Linked DNA regions of Mus musculus: region 1 is linked to region 2. Evidence: chromatin loops called from intact Hi-C (ENCODE). Cell type or tissue: gastrocnemius. All regions are shown on one strand.

Region 1 (2,500 bases), 50 kb after region 2:
TGTTATGTGTATGCATATGTGTCTTATGTGTGGGAGTATGTGCCCATGGGAGCCAACTGTCAGTGGAGAGTAGACAGGGGGTGTGAGATTCCCTGGAACTGGAGTTACAAGCAGTGAACTGCCGAATGTGTGGGTGCTGGTAACTAAACTCCATAATCTAGCAAAAGCAGCAAGCTGAGTCATCTCCCCAGCTCCTATTTATTAAGTTTTACTACACTTAATTTTGCCTTCTGTATAAAGGGGTCAACAGACTCAATTAGGCTCTCCGAGGTCAAATTTCCTTATCCAACTGCAAATAGCAAAATATAAGGGAATAGCTCATTGGACTTACAAACAGTATTGAGTAAAAACTAAGCATAATTCTCGTCATATCATACCAAAGCAGTTTTCAAATGATGAGGCATGTAAACTAGCCAGTACATTGGTTACATATACACAAAGGGATGATTTAGTTAAAAAAGATTGTTCCGAGTTAAACTTAGAAATCATTGGCCAAAGAATAAGATTTGAATCCAAATACCTCACCCAAAGCAATGAAGCTTTTTATTATAAACTGCTCTGCCAATGTTTTGTCTATTAGAGAACGGGGTCATCTGTGCCATCTGGTTTACGAAATCTTGCCACTGTTCTAGAGGATTGTACTGCCTCACGAAAATGCAACATACCCTTCCTATAGCATCAACTTTCAGATTGCACGTTCATGTTTTACGTCAAAAAAAAAAAAAATCAGTACCCACAGACCTGAACACCTTTTCTAGAAACATAAATTTGGAAATATAAGAATCAAAGCAAACAAAACCGAAAAAGGTACGTAGTAAGGGAATTTGACTTCTGTATTAAAAACAAGAACAAAAAAAACCCGGTAAGACTACGTCGACACTTGTCGAGATGTCCCAAATAACGGGCCCGACTCCCTGGCGGCTGCGTGTCAGAACAAAAGAGGCCTCCGGGAATGACAGTGCCGCAGTGCGAGGTCGCCGGAATCGGGGTGACAAGGAGAAACTCAGTGCCCGTGGGAGGAAGGAGCTGGAACGGCGACGGCCGAGGCTCCCACGAGAGAGAAAGCCATTGCTCGGGAGACGCCCCGCTCCGCCCGGCCTCACCCTCACTAGGCTCCAGCCCCGAAGCGGAGCCGCAAAGACCGGAGGAGGGCGGATAAACCCAGCTCGCACGGGCCGCGAGCCCCAGGTCGCCTTACCCAGCTCGCCACGGAGCACAGCCCCAGAACGCTCCCCATCGCCGCCGCGTCACCAGCTCGGCGCGTGCCGACAAGATGGAGACAGCTTCTTTCGTCCTTTTTCTGGGCTTATTTACTGTCTGGCAGGCACTTCCGGCGCAGACGCACAAGCCCCTCAGCTTCGCGTGCGTCACTTCCGCTCAGACCTGGACCCGGTGACTGCTGCCGGGCGTGCGCAATGCGCCGAGAGGAAGGGCGTGGTCTTCAGCGATGCTAGATTTGTGGCTTCATGGAGTGGGCCTACTTTGCCAAGTAAAGAAGACTGTGTTAGGGAAGGCCTCTGTCATTGTCTTGAATTTGGACGTTAGAAGAGCTACTGTTACTGTTTTTTGGTTCCTCTTGGGATTTAGCCATCTCATTTCCACTAAAGTCCCCTTTTTAGTTTTGTTTTCTTTGTTGTTGTTCTACTAACATACATATTTTACTCCTGCAGCCACTATGTGGAACAAGTTTCACTGGTGTGTGTATATATGTGTGTGTGTGTGTGTGTGTGTGTGTGTGTGTGTATGTATGTTATATATCATATATATACATATATGTATGTATATATGTATATAATATATATCTGTGTGTACATATATATGTGTCCGTATATATATATGCGCGCGTGTGTGTGTGTGTGTGTGTATGTGTGTGTGTGTGTGTGTGTGTGTGTGTGTGTGTGTATTTCCCCCGCAAGTTTGGGCCTTTCCGTTCTTTTGTTTACTATTGAGACACATTTTAACATGTACTTGAAAAAGGGTTCACTTAGTTAAGACATTTATTATAGTATAGGGGTTTATTAACAGCTATCCGGACATACAATTGACATCCTTGTTTTGATGTGTATGTTTGGGCTGTGTTCATAGAAAAGTGTCGATTCTTATTTTTCTGTAATTTGCCCTTGAAAACATTCCATGAGAAGAGTTTGGTACACAGACATCACTTTGAAATACCCATTACTATAAATATTTTAAAATAAAGATGTCTCATAAAATTGACAAAAAACGCATATAGAGGGGTGGAGTAACCCTTATCAATCTGGCAGAACTACAACTGTTAACTAACACAGACCAAAGAGTGGGGATAAAATTGAAAACAGAAGATAATCAGCCTGTGTGTTTTGAGCATGCAAATCTGTAAAGTCTCTGGTATCCGTTCCCTAGTATTTGGAAGTTCAAGATTCAAAAAACAAAAAACAAAAAACAAAAAGAAAAAAACAGAACACACAGAGCTACAAAATGTTCAGTGAGTCCATTTGTAGTTGGAGATAGATATGGAAGA
Region 2 (2,500 bases):
CACACCATAGGAACAAACAAGTAAGCAGGACTTCTCCATGGCCCTGGCTTCAGTTCCTGTTTCCAGGTTCTTTGCTTTGAAACTCCTCACTTCTTTTTAGGATGGACTACAACCAGAAGTTGAAATAAAACCCTTTCCTCCTGAAGTTGCTTTTGGTCGTGATGTTTAATCATAGCAGTAAAAAGCAAACTAAGACAAAAGTTGGAACCAAGAGCAGGGAATGACTTGACAGATCTGTCTGTGTTATTTAGGGGAGGGTTATGGAAGGAGTTTGAACTCTAAGGCTGGCAAAAACAATGAGTGAATGAGTGTTTAGGGATTAATGAGCTGTTGTGGAGACTTGGAAGATAACTGTGAGAACAGGGCATTGTCTTGGAGACAATGGAGGTCTGACTTGGGGCACTTCAGAGGGAAGTTTGAGAATCCCTCAAAGTTTCTAGAGGAGCCGTTCATGTGATGTTTTGTATTAAGAATTTGGTGTTGCCATTTGGAGCTAAAGAATCGGCTGGGATTAAAAAGAGACCAATACCAGTGAAGTGAAACTTTACTGGAACAAATGACCCAGGTTAGCATGGGTTAAGTCAGCTGTGTGATTAAGAAGACGTCAGCATCATTGAAGCTGAAGTATTTTCTCCTGGTCAGCACAGAGCTGCTGTGGTCCAGACAGGGCCAAGGCTGCAACTCATGCTGTCAGGTGGATTTGGTAGTGTGTAAAAGTCTCCTAGGTGACATTGCTTTTAAAGGCATGAAGGGATTCTGGAGAATAGCTGAGGCTTGACACTGTGAGAGCCGGGTGGGGAGGGCGTTGGTGAAGGTGCAGCCTCACTTACAGTGGCAACCCCGGGATTTAAAGGGTTAGAGAGAGGAGCTGAGGCTTGGCACTCCCTGGAGAGGGCCCAGAAGTGGCTATTCGTGAAGGTTCACCTAAGGTGCAGTACAGACCCAAACATACCGGACACTGCAAAAAAAAAAAAGCAGCAAGTGTCAAATGCTGTTGGCCTATGTTCCAAGAGAAGCTGTATGCTCTGTGAATGGCAGACCCTGACAGGTGGAGCTGCCCAAGCTCTTTGGAGCCCAGAACGTCGTAAGGAATCCGCAGGTGCAAGACATTGAGCTATAGGATTTGATTTACACCGTTGAAGCTTGGTTTTGCTTTAATTTGATTGTGACTGGACTTTGATTTGTTTCCCTCTTAAAATAAGATGTTTAACTTCTTTTTGATTTTCATGCACCCACAATTAATAAATAACCTTTTAAAAGTTGGGATGTTTATATTATTATATTGATATTACTATGGGATCTTAAAGATAAACAAAAAAGAAGAGATTACTTTTTTAAAATTAGATATTTTCTTTATTTACATTTCAAATGCTATCCCGAAAAGTTCCCTATACCTCCCCCCCACCCTGCTCCCCTACCCACCCACTCCATTTCGTGGCCCTGGCATTCCCCTGTACTGGGGCGAGTTGTGTTGGTGTGCCAAATTGACAAGGGGCCAATCTCTCTGGTTGGTTTTACTTTATTTTATTTTTTTCATAACTTGACACAAGTTAGACTTAACAGGGAAGAGGATTTATCAGCTGAAGACATTCCTCCATAGGACTACCTGTAGGCATGTCTGTAGGGTATTTTCTTGATGAATAATGAATGTGGGAGACCCCAGCTCACTCAGTAAAGTGCTACCTCTGAACAGGTGGTCCTGGGTTCTCTAAGAAAGCAGGTTGAACAAGCTGTGAAGAGCAAGCCAGTGAGCAGCATCCCTCCATGGCCTGTGCTTTGGTCCCAGCCTGCAGGTTTCTGCACTGAGCCCTTGCCCTGACTACACTTCAGGATGGACTACAACTTTAAGCTGAAATAAACTATTTTCTACCAATGTTGTGGTGTTCTATCACAGTGATAGAAATCAAAGCGAGGCATCAGTCTTCTTGAAATTTTTTTTAGTGAACTTTTCTAGTCTTCTTTTGAGTTCTCCACTTGCAGAAATGCCTCCCAAGGGTGCTTAAGCATTTTGCTACTGGTATTGTTTTGACGTCACAGATGACCTCAAACCTAGGTTTTAATGACATTCCATTATTATCTAGCCTTTTCGAGAATCTGATGTTTTCTTGCTGCTAATAGCTCCTTAGCCATATAACTCCAATTTGAACTAATCATAACCACCCCTCCACTCCCCATTTCCTCTTTAGTCAACAAAAAAGGTTTGTACTGCCTGACAATAAGTTAAAAGGGCTTTTCTGGTGATTAGGTAAACTATATCTTATCCAAATGACTTTTTAAGGCTGAGATGATTCATGTGATAAATATTATCAAGCAGTTCCTAAGTTATTAGCACTGTGTTTAGTGCTAAACACATGGGGTACACAAGGTAAGTAGTCTACCAGACCAATGAGGGTGCTGCAGAGCAAATGAGCAACTGCAGTATGACAAACTATATGAAGCCAGAGCTCTACAAGCTATGGGAGCCCACGGGAGGAACAACTAATCCAGAGTTGGAGGTCGT

The links. Peaks named below come from ENCODE experiments on the same cell type or tissue, not always from the same donor. Only the 100,000 strongest peaks of a DNase experiment are listed, where the experiment ranks them.
Region 1: it touches region 2 in a loop (4-fold over the local background); 20 of 42 quality-filtered maps call a loop at or near these places.

What each region holds. Positions count from the first base shown.
Region 1 is chr10:57,531,159-57,533,658 of GRCm38, forward strand. It overlaps Serinc1 (serine incorporator 1), which reads right to left and starts at 1,371. Exons shown (of 9, transcript NM_019760.3): 1 at 1,199-1,371. The coding sequence starts at 1,237. In gastrocnemius, no CTCF peak of the experiment used is centred here; a DNase peak (open chromatin) is centred at 1,371; H3K4me3 peaks cover 1,737 bases; H3K27ac peaks cover 1,743 bases.
Region 2 is chr10:57,481,231-57,483,730 of GRCm38, forward strand. The region is part of intron 3 of 4930467K11Rik (RIKEN cDNA 4930467K11 gene); the gene reads right to left. Among named protein-coding and RNA genes, the nearest start is that of 4930467K11Rik, 3.9 kb to the right of the region's middle. In gastrocnemius, no CTCF peak of the experiment used is centred here; no DNase peak of the experiment used is centred here.